3 separate regions of the Mus musculus genome follow, and regions 1 and 3 are each linked to region 2. The links are chromatin loops, found by intact Hi-C in ENCODE. Cell type or tissue: heart. All regions are shown on one strand. Links, peaks and the distances in the headings refer to the core of each region. The heading gives the core; the rest is flanking DNA. Region 1 has its middle 4.7 kb from the start of Fcamr. Region 2 overlaps Mapkapk2 (MAP kinase-activated protein kinase 2). Region 3 holds the start of Yod1 (YOD1 deubiquitinase).

Evidence for each region. Hi-C counts contacts between places; a loop is a spot of excess contacts. Peaks named below come from ENCODE experiments on the same cell type or tissue, not always from the same donor. Only the 100,000 strongest peaks of a DNase experiment are listed, where the experiment ranks them.
Region 1: a loop joins it to region 2, with 2.8 times the contacts of the local background. A loop is called at or near these places in 14 of 42 quality-filtered maps.
Region 3: a loop joins it to region 2, with 2.2 times the contacts of the local background. A loop is called at or near these places in 8 of 42 quality-filtered maps.

What each region holds. Positions count from the first base shown.
Region 1 is chr1:130,792,297-130,800,124 of GRCm38, reverse strand. It overlaps a transcript of Fcamr not described here. Among named protein-coding and RNA genes, the nearest start is that of Fcamr, 4.7 kb to the left of the region's middle. In heart, for the core only: a CTCF peak has its summit at 2,972 (motif pointing left); no DNase peak of the experiment used is centred there.
Region 2 is chr1:131,056,259-131,064,086 of GRCm38, reverse strand. It overlaps Mapkapk2 (MAP kinase-activated protein kinase 2), which reads left to right. Exons shown (of 10, transcript NM_008551.2): 2 at 5,325-5,464; 3 at 5,671-5,735; 4 at 6,007-6,086; 5 at 6,467-6,593; 6 at 7,123-7,198; 7 at 7,549-7,673. Among named protein-coding and RNA genes, the nearest start is that of Mapkapk2, 38 kb to the left of the region's middle. In heart, for the core only: CTCF peaks have their summits at 3,390 and 3,612 (motif pointing right); DNase peaks (open chromatin) are centred at 3,076, 3,596 and 4,476; H3K27ac peaks cover 1,079 bases.
Region 3 is chr1:130,714,848-130,722,675 of GRCm38, reverse strand. It overlaps Yod1 (YOD1 deubiquitinase), which reads right to left and starts at 5,349. Exons shown (of 2, transcript NM_178691.4): 1 at 4,865-5,349; 2 at 603-3,960. The coding sequence starts at 5,192. The coding sequence ends at 3,257. Pfkfb2 (6-phosphofructo-2-kinase/fructose-2,6-biphosphatase 2) reads left to right here and starts at 6,855. Exons shown (of 15, transcript NM_008825.4): 1 at 6,855-6,955. In heart, for the core only: a CTCF peak has its summit at 4,797; a DNase peak (open chromatin) is centred at 5,185; H3K4me3 peaks cover 2,260 bases; H3K27ac peaks cover 1,580 bases.

The DNA of each region.
Region 1 (7,828 bases), core at 1,696-4,195, 260 kb after region 2:
GAAGGGTGCTGTAGGCTGTGCTTAAGTACCATTGCCAGGGCCCCTCATAGAAAATAACACCCTTGGGCCAAATCAAAAGGTTCTTCTTCTTTAGCATGGATTCAGTTGGTGCTTTGTTACGTAACACCATGGGCAGTTGAAGATGTTATCCAATGCTTTCCCAGATATGGAGACATTGAAGTATAAGTGGGATTCTTGGAGTATGATAACCCGCTACTCCCAAATTTATAAGCACAATTCAAATGGTCCTCTGCATACGGCTTGTGTCCTTAGTTATGCTTCAATACTTTGCAGTGAATTATAACAAAACTGATTTTCCCCCTAAAACACCCAACATATTCTCTGTGTGTGTGTGTGTGTGTGTGTGTGTGTGTGCACTGGTGACTATGATAGTCATGCCTACTGCTATGCCAGGACTTGGCCAGCATAGGTTTCCACTTGGTTCCCATTCCTGAGCACCTGATCTTCATTGGTAGGCAATAACCTCTTGCATGTTAGAGTACACCTGCCACATGAGAGGCATCCTCTTAGAAGTGGTACCCTTGAGTAGTGTGCAATAAGAGGAAGTGCGCATAGCTCTACCCTCAGAGGCTCATCCCAGAACTAATAATTCTCATGCAGGTGCTAGAGGGGTAGCTAAGGCCTAGCCCATCTCTTCTCCTTAGGAAACATCACGCTGTGTTGAATAACATAGACTTTGAAGCCAAGGATTTTTGTTGTTGTTGTTTTGTTTTGTTTTTCTTTGATTGTTTGTTTGGGTGTTTTTGCTTTTGTTTTTATGGGAAAGTAATATGGGTCAGATTATTTGTTCTTTTTAAACCAGACTATTCTAATATGTTAATTAAGAATTAACAGTTCTTGCCTCATGAAGGTATCATGTAGAATAAATGCAAAAAGGTACAATAAATTCTCAGAAAATGTCAGCCACTGGTAACATCACTAGCTTAGTTTATAGCAAGAGGAAGCAGGTGTCTTATACTAACGGAATGCTGAAAATCCCTTGCAAGCTTTCATCTGTTCATGAATCCCCCACTGGCTTCCTCCCCTCTCCCCCTCCTTCCTTCCCTTCCCCTCTCATTTTGGTATTTGAAAGACAAAAATTAAAGTAGTTTAAGAATGTCACTAAATTAAATTTGTATTTTAAAGTCAACATCTTACTTTCATTTTATAAATGATGTGTATTAGAGTGCCTTCAGAATTTAATCCACTTTGCAACAGTGGACTTAAAGGCTACTAAAGACATAAATAGTATCATTATCCCAGGCTACTTTACAATGCACAGACCCGGAGCCAAGCTGTTCTGGCTCTGAAATTTTATGGGAGAGAGAACTTTGTACTGACTCCTATTCGGATAAGGGTGTAACTGAACTTCCTTACCCAGAACAAAGTCTGTGGTAGCACATTTACATTGGCTTCTACCAACTGTGACCCCCTGAGTTCAGAATGAAATGTCAGAGTCTAGTGAAAGTATATTATTAGTCCCTTTCTACCTGTTCCTCCACCCCTGAGCTCCCAGTCTCAGTTTTAGCAAACAGCTCTATTCGATAAACATGATCACAAAGCTAAAACTCAGCAAACAGAAAAGCTCAGCTCTGAAGCGACAGTGGAGAGCAAGAGATGAATGGTGGCACCTTGGGCTGCTTGCTCGGAGCTTTCTCTTCCTTGCTAGTCAAGACTTACATACATTCCTGCTGTATGACTGCAGTTTTGCACCCCTTCTACCTGATGCTTTGAAGCCCTTTCCCCTGCCCTTGTCCTGTGCTGGAAAGATACACTTTTCCAGTCTCGTCAGCATATCAAGGGTTGGAAAACCAACCCTATTACTGCACGTCCTGATCAGCTACTGAGAAACTCACAAAGGAAGCTGAACTATGAGCCTTGTCACCACTCCAAGGAACGACAGAGAAAGCTGTTTGGATAGCTCAAGTGCTCGTTTTATAATGGCATTTGGCAAATTTTTACAGTTACAACCATCATTTAGCTGATAGGAGAGATTGTGACCCTGCAATGTTCAACCCTGAAACCCGATGGCATTCAAAAAGCCGTTAGGAGAATGCCAGGCTACTTTGACTTCCTGCAGTCTGCCCACAAAGGTGGATCAAAAGATGCCAGGATGGCCTTTCAGGAGTGCACACAAGCTGTTTAAAAACTTCCTCTGTGGTTCACACCAGAATGCTTGGTGTGGATCACCATAACAGCCCACATCTCTTACCACATTTTCAGATGGGTTTGAATCTGGGAAGTGAGAGGGACATTCATACTGGTTGGGATTCTTTGGTTAAGATCATAGATTTTTTTTTCAAGACAGGGTTTCTCTGTATATCCCTGGCTGTCCTGGAACTCACTCTGTAGATCTTACCCTGTGATAATGCATCATCGCCCTTGCAGAGATGAAAGGGGCTCTAAGTATTTGATTTGCTACTAAAGAAGCTGATGGCTTTGTGGAGAAGTGTGGAGTTATACTAGCAATTTGATGTTGCTGGCAGATGTTCGATAGCAAAGTAAAAACCACAGGACTGGGCTTATAACTAGGTGGTCACGCAATTGCCTAAAATGCACGAGGGCCTTGGTTCTGTTCTCAGTACCCACAAACAGACAGACAAGCCACAGCAGCAAAACAGTAGTTAACTCGGCTGAGCTTAGTGGAGTGCTGTGCTGTTTGTTAGGACCACGAACAGATGCAGCAGAGGGTGGTGCCCCCTGTGCCAGTGCCAAGTTGTTAAAGTCTTAAGATGGCTGACAGTAAGTGGCTAAGCCGTGTGTCCACTTAGGGGCTCTGTGGGTTCTCTCTTGGGGGCATTGTCATGCATACATTTAGCCCACTTTCTGTACACCCATATGCCTCTACCCCATCTTTCACTCTTTGTCCATGAAGGCTTCTGTTCCTGTCCTAACAAGAAGCAGTAGCCAGAGGAGAGGACAGAGATCAGATCCCCTGCAATTGGAGTTACAATTAATAGTGAGCCACCTGGTGGAGGAGTCCAGAACTGAAGACAGTCCTCTCCAAATCAGTGAGTATTCCTAGCTGCTAAGAGCCATCTCTCTACCTCCCAGCAGACTCTTTTATTTCATGTAAAATAGATAACTAACCACCCTATTTAGAGTTTGATCCATTGGAAGGACTTTCTCTGCCGTTGTCCTCCGAGTCACACTTCTTGTAGTGTGTCTACTGTTCCTCTTCAACTTGACTTCACATAACAAACGAATTCATCTCTACATAACGCTGGGGCTTCTCTCTCTCCTACCTTCTTTTGGGTGCTCCATGTGTTATGAAAATATAAGCAGGGGGACAACTGGGGGTGTAAAGTTCAAGTGAGGCATGGCAAGTGGAAGATGGAAAAGAAGGGTGTGGAGGGAGGAGAGGGAGGGTTATTCAAGATGAAGGGTGGATGAAGAAGCCATATGGAGACCTACTTGTTTGTAAGCTAATTAAACTAGAGCTGCTCTGTGTGGCTGTCAATATCTTTACTCACCAATCAGAATTAACTTGGGGCAGAGTCCCAGGGGCTATGTGCTGGATCCAGGTTTTGGGGACTCAAACTTACCATTATAATAGACAGTAAAACACAAAACCTCGACATTACAAATCCAGATTAATGCTAATGGCCTCTAGTCCTCTTCTTCTGAAGAAAAAGCAAAGAGTGCAATATACCAAATCATGGCATTCAAACACCTAAGGGCACATCAGTGTGCTCATGGAAGATAAGTAGGTGCCGGGAGGGAGTTGGAACTACTATTGTTTGAGTTTTTTTTTTTTTTTCAGAGTCCACCTAGTTTTTGTAGGGAATAGTTGCTGAATTCAAGGGTGACATTGTGGGAGCTCTAACTCCTGTGTATTTTAAAAGTAGAATGGTGGCAATAATATCCAGATTTACTCTCATGAGATAGTGGTCTGTATTTACCAAAGTGGGGCACTTTCAAAAACTTCATCTGGTCCCACTACAAGTCTTAAACCACAATCCTAGGACCCACTGGTCCAACTAGTAACTGTATCGATTCCAATCACCTATCCATTCTATGGCAATTTTATAGGTGTATACAGTATATCGTGATTGTATCCACCCCGATTCCATTCTCTCTTTCCATACTGGTTTCCCTAACACCCATCCCTCCCATTTTTATATCCTCCTCTTCTGTTTTGTTGTTATTTGTTTGTTAATAACCAACAGAATCTGGTTAGTGTCATCTGCATAAACATGAACAATTTATCAGTGACTTGAAAGAAATGTCACCCTACCCCCACACTCATCGGGCAGCCATCAACTGCCAATAACGTCTCTGCTAGGGCTGGGACTTCATGGGCCATCCCCAACCTTTTCCAAGCTGTGATCTTGACTAGCTTGTTTTTGTGCAGACCTTGTATAGGTAACCACAGTTGCTATGAATTCATGAGCACAATAGTGAATTTCACAGCACTGCTTCCATCCTTCTAATCCCCTCTTTGGTGATGTTTTCTGTGCTGTGGGGGTTGATATAGATGCTTCATATAAGGATGAGCTCTTAGTAGCCACTTATTCTTAGCACTTTGACTAACTATGCATCTCTGAGTCAACTATTGCTGCTTTTAAAAAGAAGCGTCTCTGAGTAAAACTGAAAGCAGCAATAGCCAATGCCTAGAAAGTAGTAGGCAAAGGATATGCTTAGTGAAATAACAGTAATAGGTTCCCCCTAGAGGGCCTATGACCTACTCAACCACGGACATTTTTCTTTGTTTCTTTCTTTCTTTGTTTCTTTAGGAGAGGTTGGGGGCTTTCTTTTGGTGTTTTGCCTGCATGTGTGTCTGTGCACCATGTGATTGCCTGCTGCTAGTGGAGATTAAAAATGGGAGTTGGATGCTCTATACTTTAGGACTGTTATAGAAATCATAGAGTTATGGAAGATTGTGAACTGCTCAGAGGTGTTGAAAAATCAAATCTGGGTCCTCTGCAAGCTCTTAGCTGCTGCGATACTACTCCAGTCCCATAAAACCATGAAATCTTGGTTAGTTTATAGTAGGAGAATGAACTGTTTCCTGTGGAATCGGCCTTAAATCCAAACACAAAGTGTTGGCTATTCCCATAGTTGATGCCATCATGGGCATATCTTGCCTGCAAGTGAATGTTGTAGCATTCTGGGTAAGTCTTACCTGCTGGGTAAGTCCACTGATGACTTTTCTCATCCAGTATCCACATAGCAACTTATGGCTTCACCAAAGCTACCTTCTAGGTTAATTTCAGCCTGTTTTCTCTTTGTACTATGATCAAAGTGTGGTGCATTTAGTAATACATTCTTAACATTCAGTTATAGTGGGCAACCAAGTTCCTAGCTCATTTCTTTAGGCTTTTATGGATAGTGTAGTTCCTGGACCTTTTCATGGAAAGAAGGTAGATCTTGTGAACTGACGTTCTTGGAGGGGGGCGGGGTCAGTGGGGGAACCACACCATGCTAAACATATAGTCAATTATAAATATGTTCAAGGACCTTAAAGAAAATATGAACCAGTGTTTTAATGAAGCCTGTGAAGACACAAGTGGGTTAATGGAACAATGAAAGCAGGTCAAGAAGACATAAAAGTAGAATTCAAGAAAGAAAGAGAATCTCTCAAGAAAAATGCAAACTAAGATAAACAACACAGGATATCAAAGAAAAACCTCAGAGGTAATCTTCACCAGCATATTAAAAGGCATAGAAGAAAGTATTTCAGGTCTTGAAGACAAGAGAAAAGAAATGGAGAACCCAGTCAAAGCAAATGTTAAACATAAAGATATTCGGGCATAAAACATCCAGGAAATCGTGGACACTATGAAAAGAGCAAACCTGTGAATAATAGGTGCTAGGCTTCACAGGCTGTCCATAGATTTGAAATAGAGCTCAAAGGGACTGTAGGGGGATTTCTGGATATTGTATAAAAGCCAGCATTCTTCAGAAACATAGGAAACTGATTACCATCTTCCAAAGGAGTCATTTCCCTTACCTCTGATAGAGGGAACCTATGGCTCTCCACTGTTATGTACCTGTGGTTACAAATCAAATCCCACACTGGCCACCAGGCTCCCTCAGTCCCTATTCACAAGTACCTGCAATACATTTCAAAGGCAATGGTACACTCCCAGGATTCCATTTTCCCAGATACTAGGTTGTTTTCTTTATAATGGCAAGGACATTTCTTCCCTTACACTTTCTATTCTCAGGAAAATGCCAGTGCCAAGTGTGAGATATCCTCCCTATGCACTTTTGGTCAGGAAGACATTGGGAGTGCCCCTCCCCACATGACTATAGATTATTTGCTATTGCCTTTGATTATATAGTAGAAATAGATGGTAAGGCTTGACTGAAGACACCACATACTTTGTTCATAGCTTATGAAGGAAACAAGCAGCAGCCAGACTAGAAGTTTCCTCCCTGACAGCTAGCTTTGATGATGTTAGAAGGTGCTATGCAGGCTGAACTTCCAGATGCCTCTGGGTATTTTATCTCTCTTATGCACAATAAAAACCTTCCCCTTAACCATATCATGAAATGGTAAAGTTATCACTTTCTTTACTGCAACTCCTCATATACAATAGGTATAGGGGAAGGAAAAGAAGCCCGGGTCAAAGGCACAGAAAATATGTTTAAAAAAAAATCACTGAAGAAAATCCTCACAATCTAAAGCGGCACCTATTAAGTAAGCTACAAGATCAAATCGACAGGCCCAGAAAAGAAACTCTCTATAACATGATAATCAGAATGCTAAATATATAAAACAACAACAAAAAAATAATAGAAAAATCTGTAAGGAAAAAAGGCCAAGTCACATATATAGGCAGACACATTAGATAAAGGCAGACTTTTTAATGAAGACTCTGAAAGCCGGAAGGGCCTAGACAGATGTTCTACAAGCTATAAGAGACCACAGATACCAACCCAGACTAAACTAATCAGTCTAAACTGCATTTGTCAATTACAACTGACAGACAAATGAAAATATTTCACAATGAAAGCAAATTTATGCATTTTTCTATTTGCCACTATAGCTCTATAGAAGGTCCTAGAGGGAAAACTTCATTGTAAAGAGGTTAACTAAACCCAAGAGGACACAAGGAATAAGTAATTTAAGAACAGCTAATCAAAAGAAGAAAAACTCACATCATCACAACAAAATAACATGAATCAATAAAAAATTCTCGTTAGTAGGTCTCAATATTAATGGTCTCAGCCACACCCAAGAGGATACAGACTAACAGATTAGATTAGAAAATTTGATCTCTTATCTACTGAACCATCTCTTGGGTGGTGGTGGTGCAGGCCTTTAATCTCTGTACTTGGGAAGGAGAGGCAGGCAGATCTCTGTGACCTTGAGGCCAGCCTGGTCTATAGAGCAAATTCTAAGACAGTCAGGGTTAAACAAAAAGAAACCCTATCTCTGACCACCTCCTCCCACTCCAGAACAAAACCATGATCTTTCTTTTTGCTGTATCCAAGAAAAACACATCACCATCAGGGACAGATATCACTTTATGGGAAAAGGATGGGAAAAGGTATTCTAATTAAATAGACCCAAGAAGCAAGCAAGAATAGATATTTTAATATCTGCCAAAATAGGCTTTAAACAAAAAGTAATCAGAAGAGATAGAAAGAACATTACATACTCATTAAAGAAAAATGCACCAATAGGATATTATAATTATAAACATTTGTGTACCAAATGCAAGGGTACCAGAGAGCATAAAAGAAACACGAATGTGGCAGGGGAATACAGTGCAGAGTTTCCTCCATCTTTTATTCTTGTTGAGGCCATTTTGGGTTTATCTAGAAGCTGATCTCCTTGATGGAGGAGATTATCCCATGGAAAATTGTCCAGTTCTAT
Region 2 (7,828 bases), core at 2,132-4,631:
AACCTGACATTGAGCATTCTAGATTTTTTTCAGAATGAAGGCATTCTGTGTGTTTCGTCCCTAGGACCCTCTCTGGCCTTGGATCTATGGGTGTGGACCCTTGAGGATCTGTTGGAAATAGCAAATGATGTAAGGACAGTATGTATTGGTGTCAAAGCTCCGTGACTTCCCCAGGCCTTTCTCGGTTTACAGTTATCCAACTAAAATCAAGTTAGCTTCTCTGTGTTGTGTATGGAAGCTCCACCACTCCAGGCTTCGTGCTGGAAGGAGCGGCGGAGCATTGAGGAGGTGTGGCATTTCACCTCTCCCTGGGAAGAGCTGCGGATGGTGCTAGGATAGGAATGGATGGAGCTGGAGTGAGTGAGGCAGTGGCTGGGCAGGTCCAGTCTACTCTACTCCTTCCTGGAGTGGGGAAGGGTGACGACTGGGACCTCAGGCCTGCACCCTGGGAGAGTGAGCTGGTTCTCGGCTGGGGACTGAGCGCTTAGGAGAGGCCTGCAGAGGTGTGTGTCTAGGTGTCTGGGAGGAAGTGCTACTTACATGGGTTTCATATTCCAGTCCTGCCACAGCTGGCTGGAGAATCCTATGGAAAGATTACTCCATAATGGAGGACCTCATTTATAAAATAGGATGCTCCCTTCCAGAGGGTTGAGCCAGGTGAGATGACACATTGGAAATACTTAGACATTTAATTTGGAGAACTCCAACCATAAGCTATGCCTGCTACTTGAATGTTCACGAAAGAGGTTGCTGAGACTTGCCTACAGTGGCTCCAGGTCCTCCTTTCCTTTTACCCTGAAAAGCTTTGAGGCATCCATGTGGTACAAAAGAAGCATTTGTGGTCCAGAAAGAGGGACTGTGGCCTGGCTTAAGGGAGTGGTGAGTTGGTGCCCCACACAGGGCTTTCCTCCAGGCCCCCAGCTGCCTCCTGGGAATGTAGAGGTCTTGTTTAACAACACAGCAGCGCACTTGGTGCCTGAATTGGACTTGTGCATCACTCTTGGCACCAAGTCGGACTCGGCACATCCCCGCTCCAGCTGTCCCTTTTAAGTGGTGTGTAGAGGGAAACTCAAGGCTGCACCATATCCTGGGTCCCCACTGCCTGGTGTCTAGGGCTATGAATAACCCCTGAGGGAAGTGGGTGTGCCTGGGATTCCAGCTGCCCACCTCAGGGGAACTGATGTACAGGAATAGCAGCCGAGTAATAATAGCAGAACCCTGGTGTGGTGCCTGTCGTGTGCCAAGCTGGTCTTGCTAGTGTGCATTCTTGTCCTTGTTACATGTGTTTAATAGGCTGCCCCCTCAGGCCTGTCATGGGCCTGTTCAGCACATGAGAAGATGGGAGGCACCAGGGGTTAGGATCCCCACTCTCAGTGGAGTTCAGAGCCCCCTCCCTCGTTTTCCAGTGTGTGAGGTCTCTGAGGTATAAAGTATGTGGGGGCAGCTTATTTGTTGCTCCTATTGTCCTCATGTCATGCCATAGGACCAGGCTCCTCTCTGTTCTTTCCTCTTTGGCTTTTGGGTTGACTTAGACTATCTTTTCAGGAGACCCCATGATGGAAGATCTCCTGGAGGGCAGGTAAGGGGGTCAAAGGTGTACAACCAGAGTCTAGGGCCCCTGTTTTTAATCCTGTGCACAATTCCCACACCTCCCTCACTGACCCTACCTAAAACTTCCTCCCTGGGTTGTGGGCTCCATGACCTGATCCTGAACCCTGCATGCCTTTCAGGCCTCCTTGGCCTGTGTACCTTAGTTTGGAACACACATCTTTCGACCTTTTCTGCAAGAGCATTTCAGAGACACCATATAGGGCTGAGTCAAGGCACAGAATTGGTTCGAGGCTTAGCATGGGTATCATGGATTTCAGTTCCTTCCAGGTACACCTTCTCTCAATGCTGTGGTTTTTTTCTTTGTAGGAAAGTCCATCCCCCAGAGCGAAGGTCCTGAGCCCTTTGTTCTCCAGTGTCCTCTCTGCACTGTGGGAATGAGACCTTTCCCATGTGACCCTCCTGGCTGCCCAGCTCTTCCTCAGCTGGGGTGTGCTAGCAGCTTCCTGTCACCTCTCTGCCTGGATGGCTCAGGCCACCTCTCTTGTCTGTCTTTACTTAGCCATGTACTTGAGATCCGTGCATTCTTGCTTTTTCTCTCCAGTGTTCTGTATGCTACACTTGTCTACAAGTGTCTGTGGCACCTCATGGCCCCGCTCTTTGATGTTAACCCGCCCGCCTGCCTGCTATGAAGGCCTTCCATAGCTTCAATTAGTATTCATAACCAGTGAAGGTCTGATAACACTGGGTATACAGGAGGCCCTATCTCAAACAAAACCCCACTAAAACCTCTATACGTATTGTAAAAATCAAGGCTTCTCATAGTTATCCCTAATCTGCCCAACCTAGCCAAGTTTCTAGAGGATAAAACCTAATGAAGTTCATCTCAGTTACTTGTTTTCCTGTAAAATTTTAGTTTTCTCTAAGGATTGAGATTTTCCTAGTCTTTATCCAGTTGACTTCACCTGGAGGAGAGAGGCCTGCCTGCAGCAAGTGCATGCACCCACCTGTCCCACTGTGGAGGTGCAGGGGGGACACAGTTTAGATAGTAAGGCAGTTGCCACACTCCAGAAATTTTCCCTGGAGGAGAGAGCTTGAAAATACATTTACTACTAGGTGAAGGAAGAGAGAGGAGGGATTTGATTAAAGAAATCAAACTTTATTTCACCTGTGGAGAGAAGGCATCAGTATGGAAAGTGTTGGTTTTAGCTTAAGAGAAGAGAACCTTATGTAGAGCTTCTTTGTTTTTGTTGCGTTTATAAGCTGGTCTCTCTATAGTCCAGGCTGGCCTTGGACTTGCTATATTGCCCAGGCTGGCAGAGAACTCCTCCTGCCGGGCCACAAGTGCTGGGAGTATGGGTGTGGCACTACTGGACATGTATTTGCCAGGAAGGATGACCCCACTTCAGCTGGAACTGTTGAGTATGCTGGCCCTAACACTCCTGTCTGTGAGGTGGAACCTGACCCTCCCAGTGCCATGGACGAACCCCGGCTGTGGATAGCAGTGATCCTAAGACAGCTGTGTTCTTGGATCCCAAACCCAGTGTGCAGTCTACGGATCAACTTTCCTCAGAACGCTTGCCTGCACTGTCTGTTGTCTTTACGATTTTGTCTACTTTGGCATCGTGGCCTGAACGTGGGGCCCAACAGCTCCCCAGGGTGTTCATCTCTGATATCTATCTCCTGCCCTCGGATGTGGAGGCAGAGTGAGGGTGTGGGTTCCCCCATGGGATTCTTTTTACTTTTGTTCTGTACTGTGGTGGAGAATGGAAGAGAGACTTGAATTATGAATCTTTCCAGTGCCTGCCTCCGGTGGGTATCTGTCCTGCTGCACTAGCCTGGCATTTCCGATTGTCAGTCTGTTTTGGTTTTGATGTTCAGTGCCATGCGTGGTCTACAGTAGAAGTTCAGTCACTACTTGATTATGTGCACATGGAATTGGCCAGTGTCTCTTTCTGTTCCTCCTACAACATGGGAAAATAAAAATGCACACCCCGTGACCCCCACCCCCCACCCCAACCCCATACAAGCTTGTGCCATGCTCTCATTTGACCACAAGGTGGCAGTGTGACACAAAGCACATGGGAGATAGCTGTCTTCTTTGTGGGTTTCTGCTTGAGAAGTTGCCTCTTTGAAGCCACTTTGAGAAGTTTCAGCCTCTGACAGTTTCTTAGACTCTGAGTGATAGGGTGGAAAGACTTGGAATTTGTCTGTCAGGCCTGATGCAGGCTGTGGCTGTCATCCTAGGAGTTTAGCCTTGGGCAGGCTACTCTCTGAAATGGGTCAACGTGACTATAGCCTGAAAGCACATTAGTGTTATTGGTGGGGATTCCGAGCTTGTCTCTGGCTGTCTGACCCCACTTCCCAGACCTCAGCTCTCTTCTTGGTCTCCCTGCTTGTCCACATTGGCCTCATTCTAGTCAGTGCCCAGTCTCCACCTTATCGAAGGCCCCCCGCGCCTGCCTGCTGCCTGCTTGTCCGTCTGCTCTCTGGCCTGTTTCCCTGCCAGCTCAGACTGCAGAATGTCCAGAGCTGTTGGAGAGTGTGATGTATGGGTAGATCTGTTCAGGTCTTTGTCTTACAGATTTTGGCTTCTGTGCCCTGCATTGAGCAGGCATTCTAGTAAAAATGATAGCTGTTCCTACTGAGCACAGTTTAACCCTCATAGCATAGCTGTGAGCAAAAGTGGCTACTCCACTGTACAAAGCAGAGGTCTGTTAGGATGCCTTTGGTTCTAACAATGGAATTCTCCTAAAAGAGTTTAAACAATCAGGAACATTTTCCATTTATTTATTTGTTTTGCTTTGGAAGCAGGGTCACACTCCCTGGTTTCATTGAGGAGCCACAGTCGGCCCTGAATCCCCACTTTCTTGCCTTGTCTCCTGGTTGTGCCTGGCAGGAAACAGGCTGCTTGGTGATGTCCCAGGGATCCTGGGAGCTGCTGTCTCTCACTGGCTTCTCACTGCTCTGTGGCCAGACCCTTTACTGGGACCATGGTGACAGCATGCTCCTAGCTGCCAGGTGCTGGAGACAGTGTTGGTCCTGTGCTCTTTCTGTGATTGTCTCTCAGTAAATTGCCATCAAAGTTCTTCTGGGCCATTTGGACATTAGGCTTGTTCTTAAGCTAGTCAGTAGCTAAAGGGCGGAAACAAGTAGCTGGCTTAGACTGACCAGAATCCGGCCTTTTAAGGCTGATGAGGGTCCAGCTTGACTTCATGCTCCTGGACACCCAGTCCCAGGAGCAAGAAGGGACATGAGTGTGGCTCAAGGCTGCAACTCTGGCAAGCAGCAGGGTCCCAATCAGCATCGGGCTGACTCCAGAGACCACCGGGCTGAGTCTGCTATAGGTTTGAAGTTTCTGTCCCTGAGGATTCTGGAGTCGCTCCCTTTCTTGTCCTTGAAGTGGTTCCTTTTGTTCTGACTCCGTGGGACACTGTCCTCCAATACTTAACTGCTGCCTCTCCTTCTGTAGACTTCATGCTCTTAGCTGATGGAATGAGAGTTGTCTCAGCTTCCTGTTCAGGCTCTGGAGAGTCAAGCTGAAGTGTTGTGTTGAGTGATTAGAGTCATCTTAGGGTCCTGGAAGGGGAGAGGTTGGGGAAGATGCTGTGAGAGTGACCTTGGGGGGGGGAGAGAGAAAGGAGAGAGAGAGAGAGAGAGAGAGAGAGAGAGAGAGAGAGAGAGAGAGAAAGAAAAAGAAAGAAAACATTTGTAGTGTTGGTGGGGCCAGCTGTTTCTCGTAGCCCTGTGTCACTCAGGAGGTGTTGGCCTTGCAGATGCTCCAGGACTGTCCGAAGGCGCGCAGAGAGGTGGAGCTGCACTGGAGGGCCTCCCAGTGCCCACACATTGTGCACATCGTGGATGTCTATGAGAACCTGTATGCCGGGAGGAAGTGCCTGCTGATTGTCATGGAGTGGTAAGTAGCCTGCAGGGTTCTGACCATCCTATCCCCATGCCATGATGAGGTGCCTCTGCCTCTGCAGACAGCCCACTATGGATCTTGAAGCTTGGGATATCAGCATCTGGCTTCCTTTGGGGGCAGTGGAATGCGTGGGGGTGGGGTGACATGCTGGTTGACAGATCTTTCACTGTACCTTTTTTTTTTTTTTTTTTTCCTTTCAGTCTCGATGGTGGAGAGCTCTTTAGTCGAATCCAGGACCGAGGAGACCAGGCATTCACAGAAAGAGGTAGAGAGGGTCTGCTGTGGCAGTGGCTTTGTGTGCACAGCAGTAGGCAACTGTAGGCTCTTTGAAGGGCCCTGTCACAGGAGTGGGGGAGGGTGTTGCCTTCTCAGGCTCACTGCTGGCCATGGGCCTCTCTCCCTTAGCCATGGCAGGGTCAGCTCCTAGCTCCTTTGTGTGTCTGATGAGTTGGTGGGTGTGGGAGACTGGGGCTGCGTCAGCAGGTTGGTGTCTGAGCTTTCAGACCTCCAGCTCGGGTTTTCTCTCTCGTCTGCAGAGGCGTCAGAGATCATGAAGAGCATCGGCGAGGCCATCCAGTACCTGCACTCGATCAACATTGCTCACCGGGATGTCAAGGTGACACCTGCTTATATAAACCCCATGCTCCCTGACTGCCTGGTCTGTCAGCGTAGGATGGGTCTGCAGCCCAGTCTGTGGCTTGTGGGGCTTGGGACAGGGGACCACAAACTTGGTAGTGAAGCTCAGTTTGGTTGCACTCAGCCTGTGGCTGCTCGTCAGCACCTCACCGTCCCACACATGGATTTCTGAGTCAACAGGAGTCCCCATGGCTCCACGCGGCAGTCTCTGTAGCAGGGAGCCGATGCCTTCACGCTGCCCGCTGCAGAGGGGCTGGATGGATGCAGTGGTTGAGCGGATGAACGGAAGGCACAGTCCTTCCCACTTGGGTTCCTCAGCATTTCCACAGGGATCTTATCCACTCATGTCTCTCTCCACAGCCTGAGAACCTCTTATATACTTCCAAAAGGCCCAATGCCATTTTGAAACTCACTGATTTTGGCTTTGCCAAGGAAACCACCAGTCACAACTCTTTGACCACTCCGTGTTATACACCATACTATGTGGGTGAGTTCAGGGGAGGCCCAAGGACTGAGTCTTTGCCTCGTTTTGCTCATCTCAGGAGACCATAGACCTAGGCATGCTGGGTCTTTATGTCCCTAGATGTACTAGATCTGACAGGGCCCCGCCATGAGTGGGCTGCCAGAGTTAAGCTGTGATTGAGTGCTATGAAAATGCTCTGCTGGGCTGAGGGCAGCACTTGGGATCTGTGTACTCTTCCTAAGGAGAGCCAGGGTTTCTCCGTGGAGTCTGGGATTCAGATTTTGCTCTAAAGTCCCAGCTGACTCCACGAATACACTCCCAGGACATGTTCCTGAAGCTAAGTGGGTGCCACATGTTTGTAGGTTCTCAGCGGCTCAGCAGTGATTGCACCCTAAGCTTGTAGCTGCAGAGTCCCTTCTGGGAGAGGGTCCTCTTCTTTCCCCGGCCCCCACTGTTGCCTCTCTTTCTTTATGAAGGGATGAAGGACTCTGAGGCAGGGGAGGTCTCAGCATTCAAAGAGCCAGGACAACCCACAGTGATCTTTGCTTTGCAGCTCCGGAAGTCCTGGGCCCGGAGAAGTATGACAAGTCCTGTGACATGTGGTCCTTGGGTGTCATCATGTATATTTTGTAAGTGGGCTGGTGTGTGGTGTGGGATGGCTGCTAGGCTGCAGTGCGTCAGGGAGCTGGGGACGCTTTACCACTGCAGGACAAGAGGAGGCTTTAGCATTTCCCCTTCGGATGGGGGCTCCCTGGGAATTCTGAGTTCCTGCTTCACTTGATGCTTGGTGGGTTCTGGTTGCTAAGTGGTGGTAGAAACTAGCTAATGGGCTAGCCGTCTAGGTGACATCCTTGGCACTTAGACTCCTGGGTCCTGCAGTCCCGATTTCTCTGGGACTATAACAAGCAGAGTCTGTTTCTTACCTGATTAGTGGTGCAGGGTTTCTAAATAACACCCGCTTTGCCCTTCTCTTCCTTAGGCTGTGTGGGTATCCCCCCTTCTATTCCAATCACGGCCTTGCCATCTCTCCGGGCATGAAGACTCGTATTCGAATGGGCCAGTATGAATTTCCTAACCCGGAGTGGTCAGAAGTATCAGAAGAAGGTAGGAACCGGCCTTCGGGGACAGGGGAAAGAGTGAGTGTGTGCGAGCGTACGCACGTGTAGGTATCAGTCTTTTTCACATGTGTGCTGGAACTGGGGACTTGGACCTGTTCCTATGCCTTCTAGGTGTGTTCTGCCTGTGGGAAGTGCCTGAGG
Region 3 (7,828 bases), core at 3,619-6,118, 340 kb after region 2:
CATTGCTGCTTAATTTCATATACATCCTACTGTAATTTTTCCACAAAGATAGAAAATTCACCTAGGGCAGCTTGAAGGGAAGAAGCTAGGCAGACAAGTAAGTTAGACAAGTAAGTTAGGCAGGAGCAGTTAGGCGCACACCCGGGCAGGGAAATAATGTTAATTTGGGATTCTGATTTTTCTGGGACTTGAACTCAATAGAGTATTCAAATGGTATTAATGGTATCAGTTCCTAACAACAAGGTTAGGTTGGCCAGTAACCCCTTGCCTATGACTTCATTCATGGAGAGCTTTAAGAAATCAACCATGAATCGCTAGCAAAAGATGTGGTAGCATCTAGATGCCTTCATGTGGTGTCATATCACAAAATTCCCAGGGACATTAATTTGGACTACTGCTGTGACTAGGGTATCTTTATAAAAACACACCGAATCTTTAATCTAAAAGAGTGGGGGGTACTGGGGAAATGGGGTCAAAGCATAATTTTTATTCTACCACTAATGTAAATTGACTCATTTTAATTAAAAATAATTATTGTAGGACAGGCAAAAACTGGACAGAATGGGTTTCATTAGGACATAGGTTTTCTTTTTGTTTTTGGTGTTTTTTTTTTTTTTTTTAGCGTTGCTGCAACTAAATTCACAGATTTTTTTTTCAAAATTCTAAAAATGAGTTTCCTCACAATTTCAAGAGCTTAATAAATACAGGAAAAAATATGAAACAAATCTTTTAAATTCTATGAGGCTTAACAGCTTGTATTTGGAATGAACAGAAATTAATAATTAAATAATTTGCATATAATGCTTCACCTGGAATGTTTCACAACAAAAACACTACTCTCAAACCAGTTCTCATATCAGCAAATGATTAAAATGTCTTTTTGAAAGCCATTTTACTATCAAGTGTCTACCTGACAAACCAAGCAAAAGATAAAAATAGAATAAGAAACAATCCCCTAAATAAATACTAAACAAGACATACAAATAACACTTAGAACAAAGACTTGATTTTTAAGATACCAGTGCTCATTCTATTTCTTTACGTTTACTAAACAAATCCTCTGTACATTATATAGACTCAATTTTAAAGTGACAGGAATTTATTTTCAAAAAATAGAACATGCCTGACACATTATAAGTTATTCAATAAATACTTGTTGCATGAACAAACTTGGATCCAAATTTTTAGAAATATTGAATTTGGATGCTCAAGTGGTAAAGGTAAGCTCTATAAATACGGTGCATAACCCAATTTTACAGTTTTAATGTACAGCTTTAAATTAAATATTTTACAGAGAAAACAAAAGAGATTTAAAAAATCTAACCCAGAGGACAGGTCTGAAGAGACTTTTGTGACAGTCATTACATGTCATGACCTCCAAGTGTCCGGCATCCTAAGCTCACTAGAACTATCTTTAAGGCTCAGTTCAAAAAAGAAAAACATTTTCAACTTATATGACTATAATAATGCCATTGCCTGACTGGCTATGTGCACAAAGGGCATTCAAGAAAAGTCATCTGGCCAGGTACGGTGGCCCCTACTTGTAATCTCAACACTCAGAAGGCAGAGGCAGAAGGATCACTTTGAGTTGGAGGAGCCTGGTCTATATAACAAATTCCAGGCCGACAAGAAACACACAGGGAGACTTTGTCTCAACACAAAAGAGAATCTCATTGGATGATTGAAGCATACTTTGTGAATTGTTCAATTGTCCTTAAAGGAACTTTCTAAATTGTTCACTTTAATATTCCTTAATTTGACATGGTCACCATTACCATGTAAAAGGCTAAGGGTTGACTTTGATTTTAAAACATTTGCTAAGAAGAATCATGGAAAGATGTTAAGTGCTTTAAAGCACATTGGTGTAAATGGTTCTCTGAGATATTTAATAAATGAGATCAAGATAACAAAACTTCACAACATTATGCCTCTATACACTGTATGACAGATATACAACAAATTATAACTTAGCATCCCTGATCTTTAGAAGAATTAAGAGGTAGAAAACTTTACCTGGAAGATTCTATAGTGAAGCTAAGTTTTGAGAGCAAGTGCCTTGAGGATCAATCCATCAAGCAAATGGCTACATACCTAACACTAGGTAGCAATATTCTGAGAGAGCTGTATAAGGCAAGGATTTTAAAACTTTGTATATTTTCTAAGTGAAACAAACCAAATCAATTATTTAAAAACTGAAAGTCAAAGATCACAGATGAACAAAGTACTAACTTGCAGAACTGTGAAATATCCAAAAGATCATAGTGGATCTATGAATACTGTTCTCTACGGAAAAGAGTTTCAGGAAACCAAAGCATTCCATTGACACTTTAGAGGAAGACTTGTTAGTAAGAAGTGCTTTGAGCTGAAGAGCTGAGGAAATCAAATCCCTTCAGAAAAATTTATATGTATGTAAAAAAAAAAAAAACAAAAGAACTAAACACTCAAATTTTCAAGATACTTCTTGAATTTTAAACTAAATTAGCAATTAAAAAGGCATACCCTGCTTCACTGAAAAAAAAAATTACCTAATGTGACAAATAACAATACATGAATTGCATTAAAACAAGAGGCCAACAGTCTTTTAAAGCTTCAGGAAGCTGCTTCAGGCACCTTTTCCCCTTATACATTCTACTTTTATACACTAGAAATCGCAACAGGGCCATATTAATCCCTGTTTTAGATAACATTCTCAAGGGACATACTTCTCCCCGTAAAATTGCTTTCAATATACTTGTAAGTAGTTAGATACACTTATAAAGTCTACCAAATTGCAATATAAAAAGTTTTGACAATTCTGAGTATCTTCATTTGATGGATCAATTCAGAATTTAGAAACTACTAACTCATTCAAAGTTATTAAAAGGAATCAACTACTGGAGACATTGTGGTATATGTCCAGTGGCCCTCCACAAGGCTTTCCACATTACCTAAAATATGATGTTTTCTTCTATAAGCTAAAGCCACTAGGTGCTGGTTTATAATATAATCCAGTCTTCGGGTTAGCATCCCAAGTGGCCAAAACCACCTTATTCCGACCCCCAGTAGAAAGAGGGCATGCCACTAGTGTAGACACACATCTGTAAACTTGCACACTGATTTTAATCTTAACAAGGAATTTCAGTGTCAGTCATACTAGTTTAGGATAAAAGGATGGTCCAAGCATTGTGTTCTATTCTGTAGGGTTATGAATAGCTTATTGGAAAACCCAGAGCCTTCTGGATCTGTGAGGTAGTAGGCTCCCACTCTTATGAATAGATCACACCTCTCCAAAGTTGGTATGGCCTGTCTCCCTGGCATGGTCCCTTGCTTCTGCTTGTCCGGTTAGGCCCTTCTGACAGATCATGCATCTCAGGGTGAAGCGGTTTACATCAGTGAACTGTCTCTTTCTTCTAGCTTCATCAGCTAATTCCAGTGCTTGTACAAGAACAATATCATCATTTGAGGAGAAAATGGTCAGAGGAGGGGTATCTGGATCAGGGAAGTTACGCTGAAGCGGATCGTAGTGAATGCCATCGTAGATAAGCAGAACTCTTTTGGTATATCCTGCATCTTCCCCAAAACGATCAATTCTGACTGTCTGTGTATCTACTACACATATTTCACATTGGTAAAACTTAGACAGGATTGAGATCTCGATTGCCCCCCCCCACGTATCATCCCTTCTGATCCAATCACAGTAGTCTTCGTTTGTCTTTCCCAGTATCGCCTCACTATACAAGACTGGATCACTTGCTACAATTTGTGCTATGAGGCGTCTCATCTCAGGGGCACAAGCTGGATTCAAGACTCCTCCTTCCACGACATAGTACACACTGGTAAAGAGGCAAGAGTTGTCTGCTGGGACTGCGGTTCTGGTAAGCACAGGCAGAGCTTCCCTGACATAACTAGGAGCACCATATTTTGAAAACGCAGGTGAAGCTTTTGGTCTGGTTTGGTCTTCTTCAACAATCAGCATGTCACCTGTCAAAAATAAAACAAATCCAGAACTGCAGAGAAATTATAGATTGGGTGTTTATTAGCCAACTCAGAAAATTAGAAAGCAAAGGAGTTAAAAGTATAAAGCGGGTTACCAAGGAGAACACAACTTTGTAAACAAGAGGCCAGTAACTCTCTAAGTTTGTTTGTGTTTAGTTCAGTGTCTTCAGAAAGAGGCAAACAGAACAAAATGCTCCGCGCTGCATTTCAACTTAAAAACCAAATCTTTCAGATGTTCTCCACAGACTAGGTAGGTCACTGGGGTGTTCTTTGCACTTCGCATGCCTATACCATCTGACAGCTCGATTCGAGGGGCCTTGCCACAAAATGGAAAAAGCTTTGAATGGTCAACACTGACGTTCAAGTTCTAAACCTGGGAACAAGTAACTGCTGTTGGTTAATTCTACAGCAATAAACACAACGTCCAAGTGTGTGTGTGTGTGTGTGTGTGTGTGTATGTATGTATGTATGTATGTATATATATATATATATATATATATATATATATATATATATATATATATATATATATGAGACACAAGATAAAAAGAAATTAACACACAGGGAAAACGAAAAATTGGTATCTCAACCGCTGACCTGCTGATCGGGATAGGGAAAAAGAACCATCCCGTCAGGGAACAAGGGTCCTGCTGTCCTTTGGGAAAGCAGAGGAAACAAATGACCTGGAAGCAGGCTTGGGGAACAGGGGACTTCAAGACTCCAGCCTTGTCTCTAAATCACAAGTAAAGGACTTGACACCTGCCCCGGCCTTCCCGGAGTTCTGGTCCTCGAAGCCCCTAGCTGTCACATCGGCACTCTGCCTTACTAGCTTCACTCTTCTCCCCTCCACGTCCTCCAAGACTTCCCCGGCCCCGGCCGGTGCCCGTACCTGACTGGATGGGCAGGTCCCCAAGAGTGATGTCCCGGTCGCTGAGATCCAGGCACTCGGGCGGGTAGCCAACGAGGATTCGCTGACTGCCGGGAGCGATGCCGGTGATAGCGGCGATTTGGCCCTGCAGCTCCCGTAAGCGGGTCCGGCTGGAAAGACCCTGCAAAAGGTGGGTGCCACCCTTGGCCTTGCAGCGGACCCGCCACATAGTGTCGGCCGGCCGGCCTCCTGCGGGGCCAGCCTTGGTCCCAGCCTCAGACTGGGGGACAGCGCCGGAGTAACCAGCGGGGGGGACCCCAAAATGGCCGCCTTTGGCGCCTCCAAACATCGCGAGAGGTGGCCGCTGGGGCGCTTCTCGCGACACCTCGGTGGGGGGTGGGGGGGACTCGGCCTCGGTCCTTCCAAAAACGGCGCGGGCTCTTAAAGTGGCAAGGGCGGCCGCGGGTGAGGGTTGGGGGTCGGCCGGCTCTCCCGAGCGCTCCGGTGAGGCGAGCTTCGCGTCGGCAGCATTTATGCTCCAGGGAGGAGGGCGGGGAAGGAGTTCCCGAGTCTAGCAGAGCAGAATGTCACCTTGCAGGGAGGTCGCCAATGATGAAAGCAGCCTCCCAAACACCAGGCAGAGCCGACTCATCGTCGGGAAGGTAAACAAATGCCAAGAGAGGTCAGAAGGACCCACCAAACAGTCACGCCGCTGGCGGGGTTCGTGGCTGCGCCGAACTGATTCATTGAGGCCAAGTGGACGGGACGAGCGGGGAGTCCCGTGAGACGAACTTGAAAGCGTCCATCTGCCACCTCAGAAAGACTGTATGAGGTCAGCAGCCGTGCCTGGGGCGATCGCCTCACTCCCGCGGTTGGTGGCAGGGCTCAAGAGGACTCACTCTTGGTCATCAGGATTCCAGTCCGATTCCTCGTATCCCAGTAGGAAGACACTTCATCATGGCAACGCAGTCCTCGCGGTGGCCGAGAGACAGAAGACAGACGGGCAGAGAGGAGACCTGACCAGATAGCTAGCCAGTTTCCAACTCTGTAGCCCGGGAGCCCGAGACTGCCTTGACCATAGTTCTAAAGGTGTGCAGTAAACGCCGAATAATGACAGTTCGTAGCACGCTGGAACTCGCCGCGGGGGTGTGAAACGCATATTTGGATTGTGTGGAAGATGACTTGACTCTCGGGTCAAGAAGGAAGGAGTGAAAACAGTTCTAGGGTCCCTCCCCCACCGTTTAGCCAAAGCAGCAAACAAGTCCCCCTCCCCACTCTGGACTGTCAAGCATTGTCAGGTACCAATGGTGTGCAGGGGGAGTGACTTTGAAAAGTAGTTCTGGGAGATATAAACCCCACTGCAACAGCCTCTACTGTGAATCAGTTACAGCGAATCTGTCCCTCTGTACCCTCACACCAGGAGCGGGTGCACTTCTCCTCCTCCTTGGCTCTTCCAGATGACCACAGATAATGTAGCCTGGGTCCAGGGATGGAGGGGGAAATCAAGGAACATGCTTTGGAGTCACCTGTCTGGTGAATGGGAGGCTCCCGGATCCATAGGCTCCAAGGATGCTGACCAGAAGTTGTAGTTAGTTAGCTCTTGCCTTCTGGTAGCCAGCAAGGCATCTTTACAAGCCGACCTCAACCTCCCAGAACCTAGTCTAGCTGGAGATTCAGGAACGAAGGCGTTAAGCCTCACTTTTCACCAGTCACTCCCACGCAAGATGTCAGCCAAACAGGTCTCGCGAGAATAAGGGAAGGGGGGGGGGGAAGGGAAGGCTTTTAATTCACCCCGCCTCCAGCTCCATTTGTTTCCAGGCAACAATGCCACCAAGCTCCCCTGGGCCGGCTGCTTTGCGAGCTGACAGCCTTAGGCTGTCACAGGTCCTCCCAGACCCCAGGAGCCCGCCCCCTGCCCTGCAGGTGCTTCATTGGTCCAGCGTGCCTCCAGGTGAGGGCTGACGCCAGCGTGGGCGGGGCCAAGCGCCCCACGTGACTCGCCCCAACCCCCGGAGCCCGGACTACTTCAGTCTGTCTGCCAGCTTTGGTACCCGGTGCTCCGGTGGCGACACTGGGTCTACAGCAGGGAGGACGAATAGGACAGGTCATAGGGTGAGCGGTAATTGAGCAGTCTGGACGCGGGGCTGGGGTGCTGCGCGGGCGCGGGGATGGTGCAGAGCGACAGTGCTTCGTGCTTTCGGGAAGTGTAGCTCCGGGTGACGCTCCTGGGCGTGCAGCCCTTCAGGGACACTGAGCCGCAGCTGCGGAGTGAGGACTGGAGAATTGGCTCTGTCAGGCCAGGAGCCGTGCACGGGTTTTCTTTTTTCTTTTCTTTTCTTTTTTTCCTTTTTTTAAATAGAATCTTTTGTCTTGAGCTCCTTGGCATCGGGGTTTGAGTAGTGAGTCCCAGTCCCTCTCACCCTAGTTGATATCAGGACGCAAGGCTTATTTTGCAGGTAACATTCCATAAGTCATTTACTTCCGCTGCGCCCTAGGGTATGGATAGGAAAGGGCAGGGAGGGTGGAGAACGTCAGAGAATGTAACATGCTAGGGCTATCACAGCTCCACTACAGTTCTTCCTTCCTAGAGTGTGCTTTCACCCCGTCCGTCCCTCTCACCAGTTTCCAAATTCATTCTCATTCTCTCCCTTCTCTCCCTGTCCCCCTCTTCCCCTCCCTCTCCTTCCCTCTTCCCCTCTCCTTTTTCTCCTTCCCTCTCTCTCTCCTTCCCTCTCTCCCTCTCCTTCCCTCCCTCCTTCTCCCCCCCCCCGCCCCCCCGCCGAGACTGAGTTTTTCCTTTGGATTGGGGTTGCTTTCTTGATCAAGTGCACTTCATCTCTCCGCATCTCCAGCGCTTCTGATTCCCACCTCTGTTCTGTCTGTATTCTTAAACTTAGAATGTGAGGGCAAGAAACTTGAACAAGGTACTTTGGTTATCTTCATTTGTCAATTCTGTAAAATAAGACGAAGTAATCATGCTAGGAA